Regions from separate parts of the Homo sapiens genome. Here region 2 is linked to region 1. A link is an interaction called in ENCODE POLR2A ChIA-PET data of the cell type or tissue named here. Cell type or tissue: MCF 10A. All regions are shown on one strand. Links, peaks and the distances in the headings refer to the core of each region. The heading gives the core; the rest is flanking DNA. Region 1 overlaps LOC100507336 (a long non-coding RNA gene). Region 2 overlaps LOC643327 (a long non-coding RNA gene).

What was found. ChIA-PET counts read pairs that join two places held together with the same protein. Peaks named below come from ENCODE experiments on the same cell type or tissue, not always from the same donor. Only the 100,000 strongest peaks of a DNase experiment are listed, where the experiment ranks them.
Region 2: POLR2A ChIA-PET joins it to region 1 with 15 read pairs; 2 of 35 experiments call an interaction of 5 or more read pairs at or near these places.

What each region holds. Positions count from the first base shown.
Region 1 is chr6:3,584,673-3,599,957 of GRCh38, forward strand. It overlaps LOC100507336 (a long non-coding RNA gene), which reads right to left. Exons shown (of 4, transcript NR_187650.1): 4 at 8,818-9,863. Among named protein-coding and RNA genes, the nearest start is that of SLC22A23, 140 kb to the left of the region's middle. In MCF 10A, for the core only: no CTCF peak of the experiment used is centred there; a DNase peak (open chromatin) is centred at 7,869.
Region 2 is chr6:3,465,046-3,480,330 of GRCh38, forward strand. LOC643327 (a long non-coding RNA gene) reads left to right here. Exons shown (of 2, transcript NR_147844.1): 2 at 3,841-3,965. Among named protein-coding and RNA genes, the nearest start is that of SLC22A23, 16 kb to the left of the region's middle. RefSeq lists a cis regulatory region at 7,999-8,479 and an enhancer at 8,090-8,384. In MCF 10A, for the core only: no CTCF peak of the experiment used is centred there; a DNase peak (open chromatin) is centred at 8,226.

The sequences.
Region 1 (15,285 bases), core at 2,899-10,898:
GGGGATGTGGTGGGTAAAAATACCAAACAGGAAGCAAAAGAATGTGGACTCTTCTACTTCTGGCAGTTAATAGCTGTGCAACCTTGGATGTTATTCTCTCTCTCACTCCCCATCATAAAACTGGCGCTAATAAAGCTTAGCTGACCTATCCCACGGTTCGGTGAGAATTAAATGAAATGTCTGTGAAGGTTTTTATTAAGCTGGCAAGTTCCATGCTTATTTAAAAGATTATAATTCCACCACACTGCTTTTATTCCACTTTGAAAAGCCTTTAGCACACATTATTATTCAAAAAGTAGCAGTTGATATAGTATAGAATTTTGAATGTAATGCAAGAGAAATGCAACTGTCATGACAATTTAATTTAAGATTTGCAATCCTTATTCTTGTTTTGGAAGACAGCGGTAAGTGTAGACAGATATTTAATGTCATGAACCTCTAGATAAAGGAAGAAAGGTATGTATTAATTTAATTATTTCAATAATCATAGGCATTCCTCTTTTTACTTTTACTATTCACATATAATTATTTTTTGAAAACTTTTCATTATTTTCACCAAAGTAGTTCAATACAGAATAGTATAATATATCCCCATATGTCCATATGCTTTAAATTCTTAAATAATTAACTCGTGAACAATGTTGTTTCATTTTAACCGCCCCTAGGTACTCTACTCTTATACTAATTTGAAGCAAATCCTAGAGACCTTATCACTTAATCTGTAAATATTTCAGTATGTGTCACTAAAAGGATAAATTCTTTCCCTCCCCCAACATAATCACAATACCACAATCACATCTGTAAACAATCAAAGATAGTTTCTTAACAGGCCATCACATGTCCAGTCATATTTGAATTTCCAGTTGACTCATACATTTCATAATTTTATTTCCTTTTATGGTTTATTTGCTTCAGTCAAGATCTAAATGAAGCCCACGCCTGTGATTCGTTGTTATGTCTCAGGTCTTTTTCAATCTAAAGGTCCTTCTTGCATTTTATTTCTGGTGGAAGCCACATTGCTGTCCTGTAGCATCTCCCCTGACCAGAGTGCTGATGGCATCCCCATGGTGGCTTCCCATGTCCCTCTGTACTTCCTCTCTCTTGGTAGTTGTATCTAGAGGCCTGTTCAGAGTCAGGTCCTTTTTTCCAGCAGAGAATGAGGAGTGGGAAATATTTCACAGGTGGTGCTGTATTCTTCCATCAGGATATATAATATCTGGCGTGCGCTCTCTCTCTCTCTTTCTCTCTCTCTCATAGTAGCAATTGTTATTGCTCAATGCATCTATTCATTAGTCCACAAGGAGCTGCAAAATGGTTATTTTCTGTCACGCCTCCTTCATTTCTTAGCTAGAATGCTCCTGTAAAGAAAAACTTCCCCTCATTTGCTGTTTGGTTACCAGTAGTATAGTTTGCATAGGAAAGGTGAATAAATGGCTGTCTCTTTCCCCTTATTTACCCATTTTCAAAAAATAAGTTGGTCATCAGCATCCCCCAATAGTGACTAGTTAGATTTTTGGTGTGTGGTTTTTTTAAAAAAAAAAATCAATTATAAACTCACAGTTGTTTTGGTCCGTTGAAACTATTGTGTGCATAATGTTCGAATGGTCCCCATCTTTGGGGTGTTTGAGGCCATTGGGAGCCTCGTCAGGCTGGTGTGTGAGTCCTAGTGATCTTTGACAGTGTCCTGGGGGTCCAGTCTCACCTTTGACATTCTCTACCTCAGACCTAGAGTCACCCACTTCTCCAAGGCTCCCCATGGATTTTCATTTTATTGGTTTTGTGGGAAATAGTACTTCATAGCCATAATCTGGGTGTTGTTCTAAGACATTTCAGTGCACAGAACTAGGGAAAAGTATATATAAATTTACATCTATAATATTATAAAAGTATATATACTTTATATATATAATTATATATACAAAAAGTGTATATATATACACACACATATGTATCTCAAATACATGTATCATTTTCAAATTATTAATTAACAAACGTAAGGCAATTAACAAACCTAGGTAAGGCATAGATAATAAACGATTTTCAATTACGTAGTTATGTACTAAATCCTGTGGGGCTTTTGGAAGAACAAAAGCAATTACAATTCTGATGGTCTGACGCAGCAAACTTGTAGCATTGTCTTTGTAAATTTTTACAGATATTACACATATCTGTCTCTACAGGAACATCTCTAGTTTCAGAAGTCCCTGCCCTATTTGTTCCCCAGAAAAGAAGGGAATATAGACTTATGCTCTTTCTATCCATGTGTTGAAATTAAGTTGCTTTGCTTGTTTATTGTGAGAGCACAGAAAAGTAGATAAAAGCAAATGAGCTTCTGCTACTAAAAGGTTTTCCCATGCTAATGAAAAAGATGATGAAATGAAAAAGTAATGATTGTGGCTTTATTGAAAATAACATGGCCAGGCACTTGGATGTTAGCAGTTTTGTGTATGCAAATATATTTTTACTAACTAGTGTTGCTCCTTTAAATAGCCATTTTGCATTGTTGTTGATGAAGCAAAAGACTGGTGATGACCAGTTGTAATCTTTTCTGATGTTTCTAGAGGAGTATGGCACATCCCAACAGGGAAAAGTTCAGGCAACCAAGTTTTCATAGTTACACCACATATTTTACTAAATGAGCTTCCGGAAGAAACATGTACTTTGATTTGAACGACCACCTGGAAGCCACTCTCAAAGAATGTTGATGATCCCCCTCTAGCCTGGAAGGACAATGCATATACCACTTCTATTCATACCACCATACCATGTATTGTGGTTCCAAACTTTGATTTTTCCCTGACCTCAGAGGACTTTCTCTCTTCTACCAAAATGAGGATAACTGCAATGCTGGAAAGATTAATGCATTGTTTTCTCCTAGATGATTAAAAAGGCGTTGGTCAGTACATGAACTATGGTCAAAACATATTGTGTTTTAGAAAATATAATCAAGATAATATCTGTTTTAGTTCAGACTGCCATAACAAAGTATCATGGACTGGGTGGCTTCTAAACAACAGAAACCTATTTCTCATAGTTCTGGAAGATAGAAGTTGGAGATAAAGGAGCCAGCATGTTAGGGTTCTGATGAGGGCACTCTTCCAGGCTGCAGACAGCTGCCTTCTTCCTGTGTCCTCATGTGGCAGAAATAGTGTCCTTTAAGAAGGGCACTAATCTCATTCACAAGGGCCCCATCCTCATGACCTCATCACCTTCCAAAGGCCCCACCTCCTAATATCATCATCTTGGGGGTTAGAATTTCAACATATGGATTTTGGGGGACACAAACATTCAGTCCATTGCAATAATCAGTTATGATCAATAAAGTTATTAACAAGGTAAAGCTTACAATTATGCTTTTGATGAAATTATACCTCTTAGAGAAAACTGACAACTTAAGGTTGTGTTTATTATTGCATTTTGTTTCCTTGATTTTATTTCTCTTAGTAAAAAGTATAACATTCAAACTTGATAGTGCCATATACACACAATTTTTTCTCTAATTTTTCACTGGGATTCAAGATAATAAAGAACACACACTTGGCTGCTAGAAAGCTGCAGTTGGCTGGGCGTGGTGGTTCATGCCTGTAATCCCAGCCCTTTGGGAGGCTGAGGCAGGCGGATCACTTGAGGTCAGGAGTTTGAGACTAAGCCCCCAACGTGATGAAACCCTGTCTCTACTAAAAATATAAAAATTAGCCAGGCGTGGTGGTATACACCTCTAATCCCAGCTACTTGGGAGGCTGAGGCAGGAGAATTGCTTAAACCCAGGAGGTGGAGGATGCAGTGAGCCGAGATTGTGCCACTGCACCCCAGCCTGGGTGACAGAGCGAGACTCCATGTCAAAAAATAAAAATAAAAAACTGCAGTTACCTGAAAATCTCCTTTTTTCACTTTAATGATTTTTCTTTTCAAAAGTCTGTGTGTCCCGGTGAGAGTCACTGGTTTTAGGTAAATTAATGGTCAACTAAATATTTGCAACAAAAACATACCTTTTATTTCAGCTGAGAAATGGGAAGCGTGGCCTACAGTGTTAGCCGTGGGGCCCTGGGGCAAGTTGCTTCGCTTCTCCCTCAGGTCCAGGATTCATATCTGCGGAAGATGGGCTGGGCCAGGTGGCCAGGAGATCCCATGGGTCTGTGTGCTACAGGGCCTATGTGTTTCCAAAATATGGTCCTTTGTTTTTAAAAAAGCCAGGTGTGGTGGCTCGTGCCTGTAGTCCCAGCTACTTAGGAGGCTGAGGTGGGATAAGGCTGAGGTGGGATAACTGCTTGAGCTCAGAAGTTTGAGTCCAGCCTGGGTAACATAGTAAGACTCCATCTCAAAAAAATAAAATAAAATAAGTAAAAAGGGGCTGCCTGGTTACCTAACTATGGGAGTGCCTCCCACTGCATCTCCCATTTTGGAAGTTCCCAATGCATGCTCTCATCTTAAGTCTCTGAGAAGGACTACCTAAAAGAAACATAGTTAACCTTATTTAATCCAGAGTTTCCCAAACTTGTTAGATTCTGGACTCTTTTCTCCAGGTAATATCGTTGAACACCCCACAAAACTAGTGTTCTGCAGCAGTATGCTTTGGGGACACTACCTTACAGCATTGGGTATACAGTAGGCACCCCGCGAACATGTATTTATGGGCTTTGGTCTCATGCCCATGTAGAGCACTAGAACTCTTGGACTCCTCTGCTACTAAATCTACCAATGCACCTGTTTTCCAGTTAGGCCCCCGAGTCTAAAGAGGGACAGAAGATATTACTACCCACCAAGCTGGAGGATGGGGCGAGGGAAAGCCACAGTGGATCCACACTCCAGGCAAGAGAGTGCCGGTGGGAAAGGGAGATCCTAGGCTGCGGCAAGGTGGGCGTGCTCAGCATGATAGCAAGAGGCCGGCGCTAGGGGCCCACCATGGGGTCATCTCCCCACACAACACCCCCGCAAATATCTGTAGGGTTCACACACAGGTAAGTTTTATAGTCACATGTTGTTGAAATTTAGGCCAAGAAAGGCATCAGTCCTGCAGATGAGAAAAGAGATTCCACCTGGGCCTTGTTTTCCTAGAAATGAGGATGAGAACCATCCCACGGGGTGGATTTAGAGGACACAGAACAAGAAGGAGCATAACCAGTCCTGTGGTTCAAGCCTGCGTTTTGCAGATGGAGCCCTTGAAGCTGCATGGTTAAGTGGTGAAGCAGCTCTTCTGGTCAATGAACGCCAAGTCTGAAACACGGGCTCGGGCTTCTGACTCCATGTCAGGGCGTTTCCACGGCCGGCTCCACAGGAGGCTGCGTGACAGGGGAAAGGGAGACAGGCGGTGACCCACAGGCAGTCCAGTGTCGCTTCTTTGGCTTCTTTTTCTTCTTCATATTTCCATAGTCTTAGATGGTTACTCATTTTATTTTTAATCTACTCATACTTTATTCTTTGAAGGCATTCTTTAGTGAACCGATATTTTTTAATGCCCAGAAGTGGAAAAAAATTAATTTTTCTATTGTTCCCCACCCAGGCTTAAGTCCAAGACTATTAATTTAAATCACTGGCTTCTACAGGTAATGTACAAGGATAATTCTTTACAGATATTTACAGGAAAACATCCGCTCATTCAATGAATGTGTGCCAGGCACTGTTCTAGCCTCTGGGATTCATTATGAATAAAACAACAAAATCTCTCATCTTTGTGAAATGAACGCTCTAGTACAAAATGATGGCTGTAAACAATACGTATAACAAAGAAGTAAATCATCTTGTATGTTAGAACTGGGCTTTCCAGACCTTAGTGTACCTGAAGACCAGCTGGGAACCTTGGTAAAATGCAGATCCCGGCTCAGCAGGTCTGCGGTGACCGAGGCTGTGCAGCTCTGACCAGCTCCTGGTGATGCTATCTTGTCTGTCTGTGGTTCTCTCCCCACATTTTCAATAACAAAAACTTGGAAGTTGTCTGTAATAGGTAAGGGAGATTGCAAGGGAGAAGAAGAGCAAAGATTTGGGGGAGACGTGCTACAAGGGTATCCTGGAATGGGGTCCAAAGCTTCCAGGCTGAAAGCACTGCTGGGGCAAAGACTCTGAGGGGAGGGCATGACTGATGTGTTGGAGAAATGGCCAGGAGGCCAGTGTGGTGGCAGTGGTGTGAGCGACGGGGGAGCAGGGGGTGAGAGGACAGCAGTAAGGAGCAGTACTAGGAAACCACATGGGGTAGGGATGTGCAGCCCACAGCCAAAGCTTTGGTTTTACTCTGAAGGAAGTGGGAAGGCATGAACAATGTGGGCAATCCACACAAAGATGTGTACGTGGTTGTTCGTAGCAGCATCAACCATGAGAGCCAAGACCTTGAAACAATCTGGTTATCAGCTAGTGCACAGATAACAAAATGTGACCTGTCCACACACTGGCATACTATTCAGCAATAAACAAGGAACAAACTAAGCTGGGTGCAGTGGGTCACGCCTGTAATCCCAGAACTTTCGGAGGCCAAGGTGGGTGGATCACCTGAGGTCAGGAGTTCAAGACCAGCCTGGCCAACATGGGGAAACCCTGTCTCTACTAAAAATACAGAAAATTAGCCAGGCGTGGTGGCACATGCCTGTAATCCCAGCTAGTCGGGCGGCTGAGGCAGGAGAATCTCTTGAATCTGGGAGGTGGAGGTTGCAGTGAGCTGCGATCACGCCATTGCACTCCAGCCTGGGCAACACGAGTGAAACTCCATCTCAAAAAATAAAAATAAATAAAGGAACAAACTGCTAATCCATACTACAACATGGATGGATCTCAAAAATGTTATGCCATATGGAAGTAGCCAGATGCAAAAAAACTACAGATTGCATGAGTCCATCTCTCTGAAATGTCCAGAAAAGGCAAATTTAGACAGAAAATAGATTCGTGGCTGCCTAGAGCTTGGAGGTATTAGTAGTAGCAGGGATTAATTGCAAAGTGGAACAAGGGAACATTTTGGGATGGTGGATATGTTTTAAAACTGGATTGTGGTGATGGTTGCATAGGTCTATAAATTTACTAAAAATAACAAAATTATACACTTACAAGGGGTGAATTTTATGACATATAAGTTGTATCTTTTTTATTTTTTATTTTTTTAAGTTGTATCTTAATAAAGCTGTTTTTAAAAAAAGTTTTAAAAATGATGTGAGCTGAGGAATGACGTGCCCAACTTCCACCTTACCAATACCCCTTTGACTGGTTGTTAAAAACAGACTGCTTTGGGCAAGGGTGGAAGAAAATCCAGTTAGAAGGGCAACTTCTGCATGGCTGGGATTGTCTTTCTTTTGCCATTATTTTTGCATAATAATTTATGTAGGTATAGAATTGTGGGTTTAGAGTTACTTTCTCTTGAGTACTTTAAATATTTTTTTCATTAACTTCTAGCATCTGTTGTTTCTAATGAGAAAACTGAATGAGACAGTTTGAAATGTATTTGCCAGAAGAAAATTACTACTGTCTACTGGCTTGGTGTTTCCAATTAATAAGTAGATATTAATGTGACTCAGCAAATTGCTGTATGTCAGGAGGTTTCCTTCTTTATTGTACATAAAGATCATTAACGTACATATTTTAACATTTTGTATGAAACTTTCAACTTTTCTGACCATTTTTAATTGTATTTTTTTAATTCTTTTCATTTTAAGTCCTTTGAGATAGATAGCATTTGTTTCATCATTTTCTTTTAAACCATGAGGAAATTAACTGACTCATCGGAGATTGTTTATCCAGTTAGTGTTCATCCAGTTAGTGGCAGAGCCAACACAAATGATCAGGTCTTGTAGCTCCTGTCTGTACCATCTTTCCCGAAGACTCAGGTTATACAAGATCAGGCCTTGTCCTACGTGCTTCAGTGTTCTTCCTTTGATGCTGACACCAACAAAAAGTGTTGTGTAAGACCAGCACTCTGCTTCCTGCCATGAGTTGTGATTATGATTTCATCACAAAATATTTGACCTCCCCATTCATCATCTTGGATTAAGTCACTTCATGTTTCGTAATTCTCTTTTGTCATCTAAGACATAACAATATGAGTAACCTACCTATTCTGTGAACTACAGAGTCGTTGTAAGTGCAAAGGAGTTGGTAGTCATCTGACCAGCATGTGTAGACTATTCCTTCACATTCCCTCACCCCCACACATAGGTAATCGCAGTTTCTGAGGGTCAATCTCACACTTGCTCCTGCAATTTTGCTGTGTACCACTGCCCCCAAAGCTGCCCCGCCATGTGCAACAGACCCTCCCAGGGCTCTGTTGGGTACCAGTAAGGCACCTCTTCCAGAGCCCACTAACGCAGTGGGGGCCCCGGGGTTTTACCAACTGGTCCACTTGGCCCTATTATTTCTCTTCATTCTTTGTGAGCCATGTGGCTCCTCACTGGTGGCTGCTGCTAATATTTTAGACCCACCATTTGTGTCCTACACCTTCGAAACTGCAGGAAAGTCTCCGGGGGAGTGGGGGCAACGGGCTCTCCCCCCCGCACCCCATTAATCGTATCTTGCTGGAAGGGGCTGCAAAGCGGTGCTTAGGGAAACCTCTATTTCCACCGATAACCCTTTCCCTCAAAAATACATACTCCTTATTTTGCTGATGATGAAAACCAAGTTTCAGGTTGTTGAAGAGATTTGCCTTAGATTTCCTCTTGAGAAGACAGTAGACGGGAAATAAATCCAGCCGGAAACCCATTCAACTAACCAACACTGCCTCTTTGCATGTTTGTGCATGTAGGTAAATACATCCGTAGATTTATTTAAAGCATGTGTAAAAGCTAAGGCATATTACCTGTAGCGGTTGGTATTCTTGTAACACATTATAACACAAGGCAGCCAGAATTATTTTAATGCCATTTAATTCAAAACAAAATTGTTTAATAGGTGATTCAGTTTTATTAGGCTGATTAGCAATAATTTGCAAAAACTGTTTAAACAAGTCATGGAAAATAAAATGAAAATTTAATTAGCACCAGTGTCAAGGGTAAAAAAGCAATTAATATTAAACACTAATGTGAAGATACTGTTCTTTTGTTTTTAATTATTCAATACCACACTGAGCAGATTTTGATTATTTTTTCTTTCTGAGAAAATAAAAGGCTTTTAAAATTATACTTAATATTAGCTGTACTAACTATAAATGGTGAAACCAAAAGACTTATTTTTATTGTCAGGAAATCTAATAGTACTACTAAGAGGTCACGTAGCAATTTTAAATTTTTAAAATATTTGGCAACAGAAATCACCTGAAACTTAAAATAACCGTATGCCTTTCAGAGCTCTTTGACTTTGGAGTTTAACAAAGGGATAATCGAAACAAACCATTAATTTTCCAGAGTGGTGAAGGACAGTTATGTTGGAACATGGGCTTTTCAAGCTCGGGTGTTTTCTCGCATGGTGTTATTAGCAGAATTTAAAGAGAAGGTGCAGCCTACAGATTAAAGAACAGGCTCAAGAGACCTGATGCTTCCTTTCTCACATGTGGAACCTTTGTTGCACTCGCTGAACAGGTTTCTCAATGTGCAGCCCACAGACCATTAAAACCAGAACCTTCTAGACAGGTTGAGAATTCAGATTCTTGACCTATAGAGCGACTGAAGGGCCAGGGAATATTCATTTTAAAAGCCACTTACGGTGCTTCTCATCCATTCTGGAGTGTAAGAACCCCAGTCACAGAGGCATACTTGCTCAAAATGTCACAGGAAACCCATAGTGAGATGTAGCAACAGCTGGAGGAGGCAGAGTCATGGTTTTAGGCAGACATTGCAGAACACCTGATGTATATTCTGGATTGATCCAATGCTCAGTCTTGGGTGTGGGTACAGTTCAGCAATCTGCAGTATTAGGTAATTGCTTTTAAAGATTTCTCTGCAGTGCAATTTCTCCATCTGGAAACAAAAGCCATGCACATAAGTATCACAATTCAGACCCTGAGGCCCTCAGATAAAACACACCATGCAGTCACTGAGGACTGTGCTATCATCACACGCACCAAACCTAGAGAAAACCTCCAACAGACTCGCTCACTCACCAAATGGCCCGGTCAACAAATTTGGGTGGATAGGCCCTGTGGAGGTTCAGGAAGATTCAGCAGTAAGACATTTTTCTTCTCCTCTTTTTTTCCCCCTTATACTAACTGAAAAACTACTTAATTAAATCCGACTTAGTATTCACTAAGAGCTTAGCACTTAATTCAAATGCTTCATTTATCTTAGGAAGCAATAGCCAATAATAATAATAATGACAGCTCACATTGCTTGCATACTGGACACTGTGCGAAGTATTTTACTTACATCGTCTGTATCATCTTCACAACCCCATGGGGAAGGTGTCCTAATTAACTATATTTTGCAGATAAGGAAATGGAGGCTTGAGAAGTTACATATCACGGTCACAGATTTTGTAAGACGCAGAACCACGGCTGGACCCCACGCCTGTCTGACCTCACAGCTTACCCTCATTGTACTGCCTTTGACACAACTAAGAATGAAGTGGCTTGCCAGGTGCTGTGGGATTCCATTTGTAAAAATATGTTTTCATTTAACACATGTTTACAGAGAATCTGCTATGTGCATGTGGGGCAAAGCCCAATAAATAAATTCGGTTATTGAACCGAATGGGACTGAATTACAGTTCAAAAATCCAGAAATCCGTCGAACATGAAGCCCTGTCCTTCAGGCACAGCCCGGCCACAAGCCAGGATAGAAAGAGGAACTATAACTGTACTTAAGTGACTGTCCTCCAAGGCTGAAACATGCCACAGAAATTTGACAAATCGATAAGCTATGAAGGTCTGGTAGAGTGAGAAGGTAAGTCTGACCCTCGAACTGTGCTTGACACTATGACAAATACAAGATGATCTGTTGGAAACATTGGCATAAACTACTTAAATATCTAACCGTAGAGGATAATTAGATACCTTGCTGTTATGAATCCATAACTGTATATTCGCCAACTATGAAAAATAATGCTACATCGGAAAACAAGGTCTATTGGTGTGGAAAGATGTATATCCTGTGAGAGTGAGAAACAAAAAACAGACAAAGTGAAAAATCAGGTGACAATAGAGGATGTACACAATGTATACATTATCTTAATTTTGGAAAATCACAGATATAGATAAAGGCACATATGTCATGCATATATGTATATATGTGCATAAAAGACGAGGTTCATATGTGTTTGCAGGCATATGAAAGGCACATATTATGTGCATGTGTTTGTGTGACTATGAAAGGCACATGTGGTATGCATATGTGTTTGTGTGTATATGAAAAACACACATAATGTATGCATACACTTGTATCATAAGAGATATATCTGCATACATATATGTGTGTACGCATGCGGAAGACAATGTATATATTTTTATATAGGACACGTATGATGTGCATATATATGTTTGCATGCTCATGAAGACAAATGATTTACTCATACATTTGTGTGGCATATGGAGCACACATATAATGTGCAGGTATGTTTATATGCATATATCATTTCTGGGTGATTGGAATTGTAGCTGTTTGATATGGTTCATTTGCTTGTCTATATTTTCTGATGTTACTGTAATGTGCATGTAATTTCTTTTGCACCAAGAAGTAAACATATACAAAACTTCATTTGCAGAAGCACCCCAAATTTAATGGGCTCAATACCTTCCATGGTTGGGGACATGAATTTGGTTTTAAAAGAGAATTAGGCAAGCCATTACTGTGCAATGGCTAAAACATTGAAGAGCAGGGACATAGGAATTTTTTTTTAATTGAATCTTCTTCTGAAAAAAAAAATTGATTTATTGTGAATAAATGGACGTATTTGTTTAGGGGATGTTGGATTTAAAAGTTTAGGAGAACTTTAAGTATGGCATTAGAAAGAGGGTTTTTGGCTACCCAAACACTTCATCCATTTTCACAGAGGCCTTTTATAAGGGTCTGAGATGACAAGGAAGTTCCCATCCTCAAGGTGGGGAGAGGGCACTCATAGATGGAATGTTATTGTCTGCATGATGTCGAGTTTCTGTTTTAATTCAGCTGTTCAGCATTCCACGTGTCTGGTTAATTTTAGCTCTTATCTTTGCCAGGATTTTATGTCTGTCTCTCGAAGAAAGTTGCCTAAATTTAATAAAACTTGCTTTATTGCCAAATGATACCCATGTGCGTCTTAAAGTCAGTTGAGGTGAATCTTAAAACAATTGGCTGGCTGATCCCAGCGTTCAAAGGCATCTACCTTTTATCATTTTTAATAGAGTTCAATGCCACTTACATGCAGGGGCTATAAATATGAATAATTTCACTGAGCGAGATTTACAGTTTCCAGGAAAGATGACTAAACATAATTAGGAAAAAAAAGAGAAGGAGAACGCCTGATGGAGAGCAGTGGTAAGACTGCCTGTTCCCTTTTCATTTTCTTGTGCTCTTTGATAAGGATGTCCTGGTGGACACATTTCTCCTATTGTGGCTATACGCCAGTGTCCCATGGCCTGTGAGATGCTATAATGGCTCCGAGGCTCAGGAGCTTCCTGAATGCAACCATGCCCAAAACAGCATCTGTGATGTAGAATTTACAGGTCTTAGACAGAGAAATAGTTACACAGTAAAATTGAATCTCTGGAATAGCAAGGTGTTTAATAGCAAGATTGTACTGCATTTTCTTACATTTTCTGGTTGCCAGACAAATGGGAGAATCCCAAAAATAGGGCACCCTAACATCACCTACACCTTGAAGCTGAGCATTGGAGAGATTTGCTTTCTCGATAAAAGGAACATATCCCCAAATGTAACAATGACCTCTTACAGCAACCACTTTCCCAGAAATTGTCCTTACCTCCAGGAGCCAGGAATGGAGAAAGAAAAGCTCCTGGGGGCAGAGCATCAGTGGCAGATCAATCACTTATCTTGTCTTCTTCTGAGGCAGAGGCTACCCTGGAGCAGCTACACAGCGTAATTGAACCTCTGGTTCAACTGAACTGACAACTGTATAGGACTTGAGCTTTCTATTGAGCTGAGCATTGCCTGGGAAGGAAGGTAAGGTAAAGAGCATGGGATGGAGCCAGCTACAGTTTCCAGGGCCCAACTAGGGAGAGCTTTCAATCCCCATGGAGACTTGAGGGAGAAAAGACAGAAGTCAAGCCAAGTCAACATAAACCATGAACTTAGTACACAAAGGCTAGTGGGATGGGATATTAATGGTTTCTATGACAAATAAAGGCGGTCCTTTACAGCTCTTGGTAACTATACAAAAAGCTACAATTTCTTGAGTGTTTGACCCTGTGTGAGGCACTGTGCTAAACACACTAAACATATCACCCTATGGGAAAGTCGTTATTATCCTCATTTTGAGATGAGTACACTGGGGCTCAGAGAAGCCACCTAAGTTGCTCTGGGTCACCCAATTGGCAAATGGTAAAGCCGGGATTCACCTCTGTCTGTCTGACTTAAAAGTTCATGTTTGTAAACATGCTGTTGTAAGAAGACTTGAACATTTTATTATTGATACATAATATTTGTACATATTTTATAGGCACATGATATTTTGATACGTAGAATGGATAAGGATCAATTTGGGGTATTTAGGGTATCCATCACCTCAAGTATTTATAATTTCTATATATTGGGAATATTTCAATTCCTCTTTTCTAGCTATTTTGGAATAGACAAAACATTGTTGTTAACTATAGTCACCCTACTCTGCCATTGATTGTTAGATCTTATTCCTTCGATCTAACTGTATGTTTGTACCCATTAACCAACGTCTCTCCATTCCCCTTTCATTCCTACCAATACGATGCTTTTTTGGTTACTTTAGCCTTACAATATATTTTAAAAGTTGAGAGTGTGATGTTTCCAGCTTTGTTCTTTTTGCTCAGGATTTTGCTTTGGCTATTTAAACTGTCTTTGGTTCCATGCAAATTTTAGGATTTTTTTTTCTATTTCTATAAAAAATGACATTGGTATTTTGATGGGGATTGAATTAAATCTGCAGATTGCTTTGGGTAGTATGGTAATTTTAACAATATTAATTCTTTCAATCCATGAACATGGGATGTTTTCCATTTGTTAGTTTCTTCTTCAATTTTTTTCTTCAGTGTTTTGTAGTTTTCCTTACAGAGGTCTTTCACCTCCTTTGTTGAATTTATTCTTAGGTATTTGTGTGTGTGTGTGTGACGATTGCAAATGGGATTGCTTTCTTGATTTCTTTCTCAGATTGTTCATTATTGGTATATAGAAATGCTACTGATTTTTGTATGTTGATTTTGTATCCTGCACCTTCTCTGAATTTATTTATCAGATCTAAGGGTTTTTTGTTTGTTTTTTTTTTTCCTTTTTTGGGCAGAGCCTTTAGGTTTTTCTAGATATAAAATCATGTCTTCCGCAAAGAGGAAAAATTTGACTTCCTCTTTTCCAGTTCGGACACCTTTTATTTCTTTCTCTTGCCTGATTGCTTTGCCTAGAACTTCCAGTACTATGTTGAACAAGAGTGGTGAAAGTGGGCATTTTTGTCTTGTTCCGGTTCTTAGAGGAAAGGCTTTCAGATTTTCCCCACTCAGTATGATGTTAGCTATGAGTTTGTCACATATACCCTTTATTATTTTGAGGTATGTTCCTTCAATGCCTAGTTTGTTGGGAGTTTTGATCATGAAGGGATGTTGAATTTTATCAAATGCTTTTTCTGCAACTGTTGAAATGATCATATGGTTTTTGTCCTTTATTCTGTTGATATGATGTATTACATTTATTGATTTACATATGTTAAACCATCTTTGCATCCCTGAGATAAACCATCTTTGCATCCCTTGGTATTTTAATAGGGATTGCATTAAATCTGTAGATTGCTTTGGGTAGTATGGTCACTTGATCATGGTGTATTATCTTTTTGATGTGCTGTTGGATTTGGTTTGCTAGTATTTTTTTGGAGGATTTTTGTATCTATGTTCATCAAGGATATTGGCCTGTAGTTTTTGTTTTTGGTTGCATTCTTGTCTGGTTTTGGTATCAGTAATGCTGGCCTTTTAGAATGAGTTAAGGAGAATTCCCTCCTCTTTAACTTTTTGAGATGTTTGAGAATTGGTTTTATTTGTTCTTTGTAAGTTTGCTAGAATTTGGCAGTGAACCATCTGGTCATGGACTTTTCTTTGTTAGGAGACCTTTTATTACTGATTCAATCTCATTTCTCATTATTGATCTATTCGGGTTCTCTATTTTTTCCTGATTCAATCTTGGTGGGTTGTATGTATCTAGGAATTTATTCACTTCTTCTAGGTTTTCTAGTTTATTAGCATACAGTTATAATAGTCGCTGATGATCTTTTGTA
Region 2 (15,285 bases), core at 3,367-11,366, 120 kb before region 1:
TTGGTCAGGTTGGTCTCGAACTCCCGACCTCAGGTGATCCGCCCGTCTTGGCCTCCCAAAGTGCTGGGATTACAGGCATGAGCCACCGTGCCTGGCTGAAAAATAAATTTTAATGAGAGCTTGTTATAGTAACTGATTTTTAAAAACACTCCAAAGTTAAAAGATGCCAATATCAGCAAAATTATGAGCTATGGCCCAGGCTCTGGTGTAAGAGGCCAGCAAGGCCAGGTGGTCCTCCAGCCCTGAGACACATGGTAACTATCACTTTTTATTTTAAAGTTCTCTTGTTCCATTTGTGTTTACATTTCCATATTCTATTTTGTTTTCATCATTGACCTAGAAATACATTTAAGCCAATTTTTCTTTGGTTTCTTAGAGCTTTTTCTTCTGCCTTGTTAACTTTATCAATGATTCCATTTCTTAAAAGTTAACATAGAACCTTTAGGGGAGGCTGTGAAATACATGTGTATGGAATAACCAGCCTACTTTTAGGTAATGTAACAGAGCAGACTGGAGCCTCCAGGTTAACAGTCTTTGACAGAGTCTTTTTATCGGCCAGAAAATGCTTGGAATAGAAATCCAAGGGCATTCAAGTAAAACTCCACTTTCTAGTAGGTGTCCCTAAAGCACCTACTAGATTTGTACGTCTCGGTAGCTCCACTGCCGGTCACAGGGCCTGGCATTCAATAAACATTTGCTGAATGAACGAACAAAGGAAGGATGGGATGCGATATAGGATTCTGCCAGAGAGAGAAGAGGGAACAGTATATTCCAAATAAAAGGAATAGCGAGAATGAAACGCGAAGGTAGGAACCAGATGTGCTTGCTTGTGGTAGTTGGTACACGGCATTTCCGTAATATGATTTACTTATAGTATTTATAGAGGAAAATTGGATAATGCTATTTTAAGTATAAACATTACAAGTTTTGTTTTATTTTATTTTATTTATTTACTTTTTTTGACATGGAGTTTCGCTATTTTTGCCCAGGCTGGAGTGCAATGGTATGATCTCTGCTCACTGCAACCTCCGCCTCCCAGATTCAAGGGATTCTTCTGCCTCAGCCTCCCGAGTAGCTGGGATTACAGGCATGTGCCACCATGCCTGGCTAATTTTGTATTTTTAGTAGAGATAGGGTTTCTCCATGTTGATCAGGCTGGTCTCGAACTCCCGACCTCAGGTGATCTGCCTGCCTCAGCCTCCGAAAGTGCTGGAATTACAGGCGTGAGCCACTGCGCCCAGCAACATTACAAGTTTTAAAGGGAAGTTAAGAAAACCCCAAAATACCTCACCTTTAAAAAATGACTTTATTGAGGTATAATTTACATACATACATTTTAAATGTACAGTTCAGTGATGTGTACACCTTTGAAACCATCTCCTGAATCAAGACACACAGCATTTCACCCTCCCCAAAAACGATCTGTTGTGCCTCTTTGCAGCCAGCCCCCTACACACCACCCTAGGCCTTCTCTCACTACAGGTTAGTTTTTCCTGTTCTAGAACTTGGAATAAATGGAACGAGGCAGCTCACACTCTCTTGCGCCTGGCTTCTTTCACTTAGCATAACACTTGTGAGATTTGCCCATGTGGTTGCTGTATCCACATTTTATACCTTTTTGTCATTGAGCAGTGTCTCACTGTAGGCATAGCCCCTAGCTTGTCATGCATTCTCATGTTAATGGACATTGTGGTTGCTTCCAGTTTGGGGCTACTATGAACAAAGCTGCTAGAAACCTTCATATAGGGTTCTTTGTGTAGAATGTGTTTTCATTTCTCTTGCATAAATATCTAGGAGTAGGATTGATGGGTTGTATGATAAACCATTTCTCATTTTTTGAAAATGACACCTTGTGGATCACCAATCCTTATGGTGGACACCAAAAATTGTCCTTATGGCCGCTGATAGAACAAAGAAAGCAGGGCTGGGAAGAGCATCATCTGAGCTGGCAAGGAACAGCTTATGACTTTAGGATATTTGAATAATGCTCGCATTCTCTGAGGACACAGCAACAATGGGGAGAAGGCACAGTATGCTGGTTAGTGAGTCTGAAGCTACAGGGAATACTTTACATGTCATTGCCTGAAAATTAGTTTTAGGTGGCATATTAGGTTTTCATACTTCATGGCAAGAAATCTACAGGAAATTACCTGTACCGTGAGTGCATCGGCATCAGTATTTTTTCACATGCAAATTATAGAAAACTCAGGGTAAACTGGCTTATGCAAAAAAGGAACTTGATTAGCTCATGTAACGAAAAATACCAAGATTTGCTATTAACATGACCCAGCATGATGTGATTGGGATGCAGGGCGCTTCAAACCCTTCCTGGCCAAAGTCACACTGTAGGGCCTGACTTCCCTGCTTTGTCCACATTCCCTCCGGGCTCTTTATTTAGTTTGGGGGTCTGGAGACTGGGGAAAGGAGGACGGCTTCAAGGGCTTTTACTTCTATCAGCCCCCAACGTTAGACCTGTTTTTCAAAGCATTGCTTTTTAATTACTACTGTCTTGGTTGATTTGCCAAGACAGTAAGAAGTAGCTGGGAGTGTGCCAGGTGCGATGGCTCACGCCTGTAATCCCAGCACTTTGGGAGGCTGAGGCGGGTGGATCACCTGAGATCGGGAGTTGGAGACCAACCTGACCAACACGGAGAAACCCCGTCTCTACTAAAAATACAAAATTAGCTGGGGGTGATGGCGCACATCTCTAATCCCAGCTACTCGGGTGGCTGAGGCAGGAGAATCACTTGAACCTGGGAGGCAGAGGTTGCAGTGAGCTGAGATCGGACCATTGCGCTCCAGCCTGGGCAACAAGAGTGAAACTCTGTCTCCAAAAAAAAAAAGGTATCTGGGAGTTTAGTTCCCCCTTAACCTGGGACAGGTGAGCACGGACAACAAAAGCCCCAAATCCATTGCCTGCTTCCTTGCACATGAAGCCCTATTTTACTGTCTGCTTCTAAAGATAAAAGCCTACATTCACAAGGATAAAGTTTCAAGCCCAAAGAAACACCTCACAGGACCTAGTGGGGAAGGTGGAGCATCTAAGTCAGACCTCCTGTATTTTTGCCCAGACCTCACAACCTTCTGGTTGTGTGACATTGAACAAGTCCCATTACTTCTGCCAGCCTTACTTTCCTCATCTGTAAAATGGGAATAATCATCACACCTGAGTTACTGCCCATCACACAGGTTGGTGTGAGGAACCAATGAGATAATGTGAATGAATTCGGTATGATTGAGTTGCTATCAGAAGTGGTCATCCTGACCCCAACCACTCAAACCATCTCTATAGAGTTTATCTGATTCCTCATCACCACAAACCTGGGGCCAGATTCCACTGTCAATCAAAGAGAGAAAAGAGGTTGGAATCCCCAGCGGACATTTCATTCCATTAGTTCTACTAAATAATTCTACAGTAGAGACCGATAGACCCAGAGCTTGAATTTGCTGCTGTGATCAGACTTCCTGGTAGCGAATGTCTGCAGGCCAGACCTGTGCTGTCCTGAATGCCTTGCCTTGCCCCGGGGCAGGAGATCCGGCCCTCTAGGTGGTCCCCTAGGCTAAAGGGCAGCAAGAGTGAAGGCCTGCCACACTCCAGCAGTGTCCTGTCCACCCCACAGAACCCCCACAAGGGGCAGCCCCTATTTTCATCCACCCAGCAGCTCTAATGGTAGGTCCTGGCTCCACCTTCTCCCGCTTGCCCTGTCTTGCTGCAGACACGTTGCTTTGCATCTTGGACAGAACCAGAAACGTGACACATTCCTAATAACCTTAATAATCCTCACAGCTAGCATTTCTTGAGCACGCGATCACCTTTCCACATATCTCATCTCACTTAAGGTACCCTACGCGAAGGAAGGATCATTGCACCATTACGGAGACGAGGATACAAACTGTCAGGCCTCTGAGCCCAAGCTAAGCCATCACATCTCCTGTGACCTGCACATATACATCCAGATGACCTGAAGCAAATGAAGAACCACAAAAAATAACATTCCACCATTGTGATCTGTTCCTACCCACCCTAACTGATCAATTGACCTTATGACAATACCCCCTCCCCGCCCTTGCAATAATATACTTTGTCATACTCCCCCGCCCTTAAGAAGGTACTTTGTAATATTCTCCCCGCCCTTGAGAATGTACTTTGTGAGATCCACCCCCTGCCTATAAAAAATTGCTCCTAACTCCACCGCCTATCCCAAACCTATAAGAACTAATGATAATCCCAGCACCCTTTGCTGACTCCTTTCTTGGACACAGCCTGCTTGCACCCAGGTGAAATAAACAGCCTTGTTGCTCACACAAAGCCTGTTTGGTGGACTCTCTTCATACAGATGCGCGTGACACAAACCTTAAAAGATGTTAAGTAACTTGCCCAAGGTCATGCAGTATCAGAACCAGGATTCAAAACAGAAACTCAGACCTGTCTCATGCCAATGCTTGGGACTCTCATCCACTACGGTTAGCCATCTCCCCCAGATGGAAAGAGTGGGAAACTTCTGCCAGATCTTTCTGATTCCATGGGGTAGATGTCTAGATCTGACAGGGCTCATCTCCAGTCGGATGCATGTCCACTGCCCCTTCCTCTCCCTGTCCTCTCAGCAAGAGTTGGGCCCAGTGGGCTTCTCTGACTCATACCTTTGCTTCTGGAACTGGCTTCCTCTCTGCCCCAATACCAGTGACCTTGGGAAATCCCAAATCACTTCCCTCCAGGAAAATGTCCACTTCCAGCTCCTCAGGCCAGTACTGTCAACCACTGCGCGCTCCCGGGAGCCATCCCTAAGCCCTTGAGCCCTCTGGAAATCATTTACAAAGTCAGGAGGATCATTTTAGCATTAGCCTTTATTCCCTGAACAAAACAGGCCCCTAGACAGTGAGGGCTTCTTATAAAGTTGCCTGACTCTCCTTTGCTTTGGGTTCCGGGATAGACTCAAAACCTCTTGAGTATAAAATTCTGTAACTTCCACTCTGTCTTCATTATGTGAGATGTTCAGAAAACCCCACTATTGGAAACAGAACTCACTAGACACTCAGGTAAACTACTTTGGCCTTTCATTCGACAGCCACCGTTATTTGAGGCCCCTTAGGGATTCACCATCGGTGCCTGGAGCGAGTTTGAAAGTCATCAAAGGAGCCAGGTGTGGCTCTGGAGGTCCTCGGGAATCTCTCTCCAGAAGGAATCCAATCAAGGAAAATCTAAACTGTTTCCTGTGACTGTGTATCATGGTTTTGCCCTTTTCCTCCACCTAGTTCATTTTAAGAGGATCTTAATGCTGCCTATCAGATAAGAATGTTATGTATAAAATTAGATATTTTAATACAAGCAAGCCTGGACTTGTACAGACAAATTTCTCACCTCTTCCACAGAGGACAATAGACTTCTGAAAAAGGTGCTGTATTGTCTAAACCCCTCTGGCCCCCTCTTCCTGATATTGCATTTGGAGTCTGCCGCACGTTCTTTTGAATAGTCTCAATTGTGAGAAATTTTTTATGCTCTCGACTTTAAGAAAACTGAGTAAAAGTCAATTGAAACCAAGTTTAGCGATTAAACTGAGAAATACCATTTGGGGTTTAAAATAACCCGTGACTATAAAATAAGAAGGAAGGATTTCTTTTGTTGTTCTTCGAGTGGCTCTGATGGTAATTATTTTCTTCTGAGACACATGAAAGCTTCCAGGAAGGAACCCTCATCCGGGTGGGTGCAGTGTGGAGGTGGGGTGAGATTAGGCCTCTGACTGCGAGAGAGCCCGCTTTCTTCTCTATCGCTACTTTCAAACGCCACTCCTTTTGATGTTGGCTAAGAATTTATCCTTCACATTTCCATTTAACGAGAGTGACAATGTGTCTAAACCCCAAGAGGAATTGGCTAAGAATTTAAATCATTCCTTGCCCATATGTCCTCTCCGTAAAGGTACGTTTTATATTTGTAGCTAGTCTCATAGGCCTAGCTTTCGAAGACGGGTAAGGTAAAAGAACCAGAAAACAAAGTCGAAATGGTGTCCCCTTCCTGTAGGCTCGCTTTTCTTTCTTTCTTTTTCTTTTTCTTTTTTTTTTGAGGCAGAGTCTCACTCTGTCGCCCAGGCTGGAGTGCAGTGGCATGGTCTCGGCTCACGGCAACCTCTGCCTCCCAGGTTCAAGCGATTCTCCTGCCTCAGCCTCCCGAGTAGCTGGGATTACAGACGCGTACCACCATGCCCGGCTAATTTTTGTATTTTTAGTAGAGACCGGGTTTCTCCATGTTGGCCAGGCTGGTCTCTAACTCCTGACCTCAGGTGATCCGCCTACCTCTGCTTCCCAAAGTGCTGGGATTACAGGCATGAGCCACCACGCCCAGCCCTCTTTTCTCCACTTTTGATTCCTTCCCTTCTTCCTTCAAAGGAGCACGCAAGGGCCAGGTCCCAGTTCCTGTCCTCAGCTCATTAGATCACAGGTTGTGAAGAGCTGGCACAGATTCAGCACACTTGGAGCCAAACACAGCTGTATCAATAGTTTGATAGGGATCTTCAGTTGCCCAGATTAATATGCTTATCAGCTGCTCAGGGAAAATCATTCAGGTGGCCCCTCTCCTTCCTCCGATGACCGAACCCCACCCCATGGTTTCTGGACTCCATCCCAAAGTCTCTAATTTTCCCCTCAAAATTGATTCTTCACTTGCTTAGGTAGTGTCTACACTGGAATTCAGCCTCACTGTTTGAAGTTGTCTGTTACTAGGAGAGTCTGTTTACATTAAGCCCAAGTGTGAACTCTCACTAATTAACGCCATTATGTAGCTTTGCAAATAACCACTTGTACTTATGGCCAGGAGAGGAACATTCTTTTTACTGGTTCCAACAACTGCCTTAAGGTCCAGTGGTGGTTAGTCACAGTAGAAGAGGGAAGGCAGCCGCTGGCTAAGGGCTGAGCTTGCTTATGTGTTGGCTAGTGCACCACAACTAGTTCTCTTCCAAGACAACGAGGAATTAATCATGGCTGCCTTTCTCAGGACTGTGAGGTTTTTGAGTGATAGCAAATAATGAAGCTAAATGGAGCCTCTAGCCATCTACTGAACCCCCCCATTTCTAGGAGAGGAAACAGGCCTAGGAAAGTGGAATCCTTTGACCTAAATTTAAGAGTTTATTAGAGGCGGCCGGGCCCGGTGGCTCACACCTGTAATCCCAGCATTTTGGGAGGCCAAGGTGGGTGGATCCCTGAGGTTGGGAGTTTGAGACCAGCCTAATCAACATGGAGAAACCCCATCTCTACTAAAAATACAAAATTAGCTGGGCATGGTGGCACATGCCTGTAATCCCAGCTACGTGAGAGGCTGAGGCAGGAGAATCACTTGAACCCAGGAGGCGGAGGTTGTGGTGAGCTGAGGTTGTGCCATTGCACTCTGGCCTGGGCAATAAGAGTGAAACTCCATCTCAAAAAAAAAAAAAAGAAAAGAAAAAGAGTTTATTCGAGGGTGATACGGTCCTAGAGCTCAATTCTTCTGGTTCCCAGCCAGTACATTCTCCATGCTGCCTCCCTGCAAACCGAATCTGTGTAGAACACCTTCGTTTCACCAGTAATGAAATGGCTGACAATAGGGTATTTTCCTGTCTTGCACAGATGATGGGTTACACGGTCATTTCCCAGCTTCATCTCTCTGGAAACAGATGGCTTAAATCTATTAAAATGGGTTTTCTCTGAGTTCTTCCATGAAACATTAAGCTCTGGGAAGGTCCAACTGTGTTTCCTTCACATTTAGCACCTAGTAAATGGTGCGAATGAAGGGTTAGCATTCAATAAATGGTGAATGAAAGAAGCAAGGAGAAACTAGCTATCCCATCAAGGACCAAATTGGCTGCCCTGTTAGTTAACCAATTAATGTAGTTAACCAGCCACTGGTGGAAGCAAGTTCCACTATGGGAAGCTCATCTTGCACTTCTATTATCTGGATGAGGTTGCTTTATTTTAAAAACATCAGTGCAATATTTAAAATTCAAAATAAAAGTATTACTCATCCAAAGTTTCTCTTTATCTCCAGATCCTTAATGATATGAGTCCTCAAAAGAGAGTCAGTAATTTTAAAAAGAATAGTCTCTCTTAGGAATTCTGCCCTGCTTGGAATTTCTACGCCTTTTTCAAAATTTCTAATTCTTTTTCTATCAATCTCTGACCTCAGCACTCAGAGTCTAGGAAGAGCTTACTCATGTCCCCCAGGGATCATTTCACAAACATCTGAGAGCTCCTCACCAACCAGACAATGCACAACACTGGCTCCCATGACTCAGCATGAATTCAGACACACACACACACACACACACACACACACACACACACGTGGGTGGTTTCTGCGGGTGCTCTGCAGGAGCTGTGTTTGGAGCGGTTTGGGATGGGCTGTGGGGCTGAGTGAAGGAAGGCGGCCCAGCTTCCAGCTCACTCTTTCCTTTCTGGTAACATAATTAAAATGCTACACTAACAAAAGTGAAAGAGCTTTGCAAAGTTAAAAATGGTGCAAATTCATTATTTGTTAAATGACACTAATAATGAATTAGTATCGTTATTATTATTATTATTATTATTATTATTATTATTATTATTATTGAGACAGAGTCTTGCTCTGTCACCCAGGCTGGAGTGCAGTGGTGCTATCTCGGCTCACTGCAACCTCCGCCTCCTGGGTTCAGGTGATTCTCCTGCCTCAGCCTCCCGAGTAGCTGGGACTACAGGCACGTGCCACCACACCCGGCTAATTTTTTGTATTTTTAGCAGAGACAGGGTTTCACTGTGTTAGCCAGGATGGTCTCGATCTCCTGATCGCGTGATCCGCCTGCCTCTGCCTCCCAAGTGCTGGGATTACAGGCATGAGCCACCACACCTGGCCGTCATTATTATTTGGCATGAAAGTGACTTCCAGTTCCAGTGACTGAATGTGGAGGGGGAGGGGAAAGGATGGCTGCTCCAGAAGGGATTGGGTGGTGGACTTATTTATTTTTTCTCTTTTTGGCAAATAAACTTGACCTGGTGATGGAGGCTTCTTTCAGCACCAGAGCCTAATGCAGATGTCTCCTCCTGGCTCTGGATTTCTGTGGGTGTTACTTGTTTATTGGTAGTTGTTTATATTTAAAACCATGTGGTAGTTTGATGGTGCCTGTAAATAGAATAAAATATTTCTGCTGCTTTTCTACCTGCTACCAAGGCATTTTTAAATGTCTCTTAAGAAAAGCAACAAGAGCCGGGTGCAGTGGCTCCCACCTGTAATTCCAACACTTTGGGAGGCTCAGACGGGTGGATCACCTGAGGTCAGGAGTTCGAGACCAGCTTGGCCAACATGGAGAAACCCCGTCTCTACTAAAAATACAAAAATTAGACAGGCATGGTGGCATGCGCCTGTAATCCCAGCTACTGGGGAGGCTGAGGCAGGAGAATCACTTGAGCTGGGGAGGCAGAGGTTGCAGTGAGCCGAGATTGTGCCACTGTACTCCAGCCTGGGCAACAAGAATGAAACTGTCTCAAGAAAAAAAAAAAAAGCAACAAAACGACAACAAAATGTGATAAAATACTATTTAGTCCAGTTAACGAGGGCAGTGCGGTCACTCACTCAGGCCCATGTACCCTGTGTGATGGCCTCTGAGCAGCAGTATGGATTCTAGACTTCCCGTCTTCTACATCCACAGGTGGAAACCCGGGGGGCACGTTCAAAAGGAAACACTTTTTTCTTTTTTCTTGAGACAGAGTCTCACTCTGTCACCCAGGCTGGAGTGCAGTGGCATGATCTTGGCTCACTGCAACCTCCGCCTCCTGGGTTCAAGCGATTCTCCTGCCTCAGCCTCCCAAGTAGCTGTGACTACGGGCACGTGCTACCACGCCCGGCTAATTTTTTTTATTTTTAGTAGAGACAGGGTTTCACTGTATTAGCCAGGATGGTCTCGATCTCCTGACCTCGTGATCCACCTGCCTCAGCCTCCCAAAGTGCTGGGATTACAGGTGTGAGCCACTGCACCCAGCCAAGGAAACACTTTTGAGCACCACTTTATTAGTTAATGCTCATAAGAGTTTTTTAAGTTGCTCATAATTTGGGGGATTGTTTTCACAGCGAGAGGAATGAAGAGTGGCTATGAAAGGTGTCATATGGTGGGATTCTCTGTGACACATCTTCATTCACATGACACAGTAGAAAACTCTGGAACGATGTGAGATAAGGGGGTCATCTACAGCCTTGTTGAATTTAGGGCAGATACTCTTTGCCTGGGGTTTGTGAAAACTGAAATTATGTATTGCTGATTATGTGCATTTGTCTGGGGAAAAGGTCTCTATCTGCCATTAGGCTTTCAAATGGGGCCAAGAGTCCTTGAAAGACTAAGAGTTCCTGAAGTGGAGACATTTTTTACATCAATTTATTAAGATGTGCTATAAAAAATACTACTTTGCTACAAAATGTTAAACATGCACAGTTTTTTAAAATGCCAATAATTTTTAAATAAATTTAATCTATTTTAGATTTAGAACTTTAAAAGATAATAAGAAATTAATTCCACGTATTAAAGTGTTCCAGAATCAGAACATTCCATTCCCTGAGTGAACATTTTTAGTATGGATGATGGCCTTACCAGTGTCTTAAAAATGTGGATTCTTCATTTATTCTTAAAAGATTCACTGAACTCATGCCATGTGCTGTGTACTATAAGATGATGGACAACCCCCCAAAGGTTAATGGGACTAATATGGAATTCACTGTCTGGTTAGCAGCTGATAACAGTGTTTCAGATCTTGATAAAATAAAGTGTCCAGCATACACAGATAACTCCTGCTCTAGATAGGGGTTCACAGCAGTCTTAGAACATGCAATCCTTAAACTCCATCCAGGTAGAGGCTTTGGAGTTATCTAGGTAACAATATGGGCAGTGGACAGAAGGGACAGAGGCAGCAGGAGCAGTTTTGTGTAGCCTACCTAGGTTTTAATATACATAGGAATGACCCGGGGCTTGTGAAAATGCAGATTCTGAAAGTCTGGGCGGGGGCCTGAGAATGTGCATTTATTTCCAAGATGCTGCTAGGTGATGCGGCTGTTGGCAAACCTCACTTTGAGTAGTGAGGGGAGGGAAGGAGTCCTACCAGGCCATTTAGGGACCTGCAAGCAGCTCAGGAGGACTCAGAAAGGGGCTCAGGTCACCTTGTTCCAGATGCCTGAAAGAATCTCTCTCTGAAATATTTTGAACATGCAGAAAAGTTCAGAGAATAATAATTGCTATACAGATTTGACAAATGTGGGTTTCTAACCACATCTGCCGCATGATTTCTTTTCTGTTTTCTTTTTTGAGTCTTGCTTTTTTAACCAGACTGGAATGCAGCGGCACGATCACGGCTCACTGCAGCCTCAACTTCCTGGGCTCAGGTGATCCTTCTACCTCAGCCTCCCAAATAGCTGGGACTACAGGCATGTGCCCATGCCCAGCTAATTTTTTGTATTGTTTGTAGAGACAGGGTTTCATCATGTTGCCTAGGCCGGTCTCAAACTACTGGGCTCAAGCGATCTGCCTGTCTTGGCCTCCCAAAGTTCTGGGATTACAGGCGTGAGCCACTGCACCCAGCCTGCTCCATGATTTCTGACACTGTGGTGGAAATTCCTTTCTACTCCTCCCTCCTCCCAGCCCCACCTGTTCTGCAGCAGAACCCCCATTCTGATACTGGTGTGTATCTCCTCTACCCATGCATAGGTGTACATAATCAACATTTAGTAATGTTTTCTATTTTATACAAATAATACTTCATACAGTTTTCTACAGCTTACACTTCACTCAGTTCCATGTTTTCAAGACTTGTCTCAGTTGATATTTGGAGATCTAGTGTATTCATTTTGAACATCTATTTCTGCATTATTTCTATGAATTTATTAAAATGTATGCATTCGTTTACTTATTGGTGAATATGTAAGTCATTTTTAATTGTTCATTCTCAAAAACAATGATTTGCAGGGATTTTTGTGTATCCGGAATACTCATTCCCTATCAGTTTCATGCATTACAAATATATTCCTCCAATCTGTGGCTCCTTTTGTCCTTGATACTGGCTTTAACTTTGTTTCTGTTGTCTTTTGTTATATAAAAATATTACATTTTCATTTTGTCAAACTTATCAATCTTTTTCTGTTGTGGCTTATGCTTCTTTTATCTTATTTAAGAAATGATAAAGATGCACTCTGTAACTCAGGATTTTGTAAACAGTAAGCATCAGTGGAGAAGAATTAATACAATACTGTGGGTGAACTTGACTGCAGTTTTCTTAACAATTTTCTTAACTATTAAGAACATTCTCAGGCCCCCGCCCAGACTTACAGAATCAGAATCCACATTTTCACAAGCCCCAGGTCATTCCTAAGTGCATTAAAACCTAGGTATAGGCCACACGAAGCTGCTTCTGCTGCCTCTGTAGCACCGTGGACCAGTTTTGCGGTAGACAATTTTCCCATTGATGGAACGGGGCTCGGGGGGCGGGAGGTGATGGTGGTTTCAGGATTAAACTGTTCCATCTCAGATCATCAGGCGTTAGATTCTCATAAGGAGCATGCAACCTGGATCCCTTGCACGCACAGTTCACGACAGGGTTTGTGCTCCTGTGAGAATCTAATGCCCCCACTGATTTCACAGGAGGCGGAGCTCAGGTGGTAATGCTCACTCACCCTCCGCCCACCTCCTGCTGTGTGGCCTGGTTCCTAACAGACCACAGACTGGAACCAGGGGTCAGACCCCTGCCCTAAAGGGCTGGCAAATTCTTCCAGTTAGAAATAGAGGCAAGTCTTGATGCGGTCCTCTTTACTTCTTAATCGTCTTCTGGTTTTAAGTGCATTGCCCACTTTGACTGGTACCCACTCACTGGGAGGTTGGAGGACTGGCTAACTCCCTTGGAATTTCTCAGGGATTCCTGATGAAAGTGAGTGGACTCACTCCCAGGTGCCCAAACACCTGCCCTCTGCTGGGCTGCCTTCCCTCTGATCTGGTACAATTATTGTGGCAATCTATGACTGTGTCAGTTTCTTTGACAGTGCCTCTTTCCCCTATTTCATGCACTTTTCATCTGCTGTATGTTGCAGATCAGATTATTATCCCCAAAGGATGTACCTGGAGCCCTTTGTGAATCCCCACATTCAGAAATGCCATCACTCCCCTAGGCATCTTCTCTTTTTCGTAACGTTCTATCACTTGTGTTAATAATTGCCTCTACTTTCACAGTCTCTTTTTCACAGAGAAACTTTAGAGAAACATTTTGGGCTTTTAATGGGAGGCATTTGTGTACTGAACTAAGTATCTGGGTGGCGGAGTCAATACAGTATAAATGTTTTTAGGTCATCTGTCTTTGAGGTGGGCTGTTCACCTCCTTGTTCCCTTGTGGACCCCACTCTTGGGGTCCTGCAGCCTGTCTTCTTTCCCTCCATCAGCAGCTCCCAGGGAGAATGCATCCTATCCCTCTGAGGTGCTGTCATCTGACACCCTCCTGGACAGTCCCCCTCATTTGTGCTTTAAAGTGTTTGGCAACTGCCCCTTGTCATCAGCACTCTCAGTCCCACTGTTATTCTGGTGTCTTTGATGTGTATGTGGCTGACCCAACTGATACCCTGACTTCTCAGCTCCTTGACTTCCTCAGCTTGTGACCTTTTTCTCCACTCCATCTTTCCCACAGCCATGATTCTAGTAGTCAGCTCAGGCTGCCATAAAAAATACTATTGACTGGGTGGCTTAAGAAACAGAAATTAATTTCTCCCAGTTCCGCAGGCTGGAAGTTCAAGACCAGGGTTCCAGCATGGTCAGGTTCTGGTGAAGGCCCTCTTCCTGGCTTGCAGGTGGCTGCCTTCTCACCAACTCACCTATCTAGGAGAGTGAGAGAGAAAGCTCTCTTTCTTCCTCTTATTATAAGGCCACAGTTCTATTGTATTAGGGATGAATCTTTATGATCTAATTTAACCTTAATTACCTCTTTAAAACTTTATATCTAGATATAGTCGAATTGGGGGCTATGGCTTCAACATACAAATTTTTTAGGGGGACACAATTCAGTCTCTAGCATCCCACCCCTGCCCCCCAAATTCATGTTCTTATCTCATGCAAAATATATTCATTTCATCCCAACAGCTCCAAAAGTTTTAACTCATTTCAGCATCAACTCCAAAGTCTAAAGTCCAAAGGCTCATCTAAATATCATCTAAATCAGGTATGAGTGAGATTTGATGATGAATCTTGAGGCAAAATTCCTCTCTGGCTGAAACCTGTGAACTCACGCAGGTTATCTGTTTCTAAAATACAATGGTGGGACAGGCATAGGAGGGACATTCCCATTCCAAAAGAGATAAATTGAACAGAAGAAAGGGACAGCAGGCACCAAGCAAGTCCAAAACCTAGTTAGGCAAATCCCAATATATCTTAAGGTTCTAGGATAATCCTCTAGTTTGTGCCCTGCCTTCCAGACCCACTGGCACAGCTGTTTGGAAGGGGCATCTGTAATATGAATAGGGTGAGAATTTCCCAAATCTTCAAGTTCTGGTTCCTTTTTAATAATTCCTTTCTTCTTCTTCTTCTTCTTTTTGAGATGGAGTTTCGCACTGTCGTGCCCTGGCTGGCGTGCAATGGCGCAATCTCGGCTCACTGCAACCTCCGCCTCCCAGGTTCAAGTGATTGTCCTGCCTCAGCCTCCCAAGCAGCTAGGATTACAGGCGCCCACCACCACGCCTGGCTAATTTTTTGTATTTTTAGTAGAGATGGGGTTTCACTATGTTGGCCAGGCTGTTCTGGAACTCCTGACCTCATGATCTGCCCGCCTCGGCCTCCCAAAGTGCTGGGATTACAGGCGTAAGCTGCCACGTGCCCAGCCTACAATTCCTTTTTTCAATCCATCTTCCTTTTTTCACATTTGACTATAAGCAGTAAGGAGAAACCAAGCCTGTCCTTCAATCAACACTATGTTTAGAAATCTCCTTAACTAAATATCCAATTTCATTGCTTGCAAGTTATACTTCCACAAAACACTAGACACAGTTCAGCCATATTCTTTGCCACTTTATAACAAGGATCACCTTTCCTCCAGTTTTCAATAACATGTTCTTCATTTCCATCCAGGATCTTAGCAGATTGTCCTTAATGCTCATATTCCTAGCAGGTACCTCAAAACTCTTCCAGCCTCTAGCCATTACCCAGTTTCAAAGCCATTTCCAAGTATTTAGGTATTTGTGTCAGCACCCCACTTCTGGTACCAAAATCTGTGTTAGTCACCTCAGGCTGCCATAAGAAAATATCACAGACTGGGTGGCTTAAACAATGGAAGTTTATT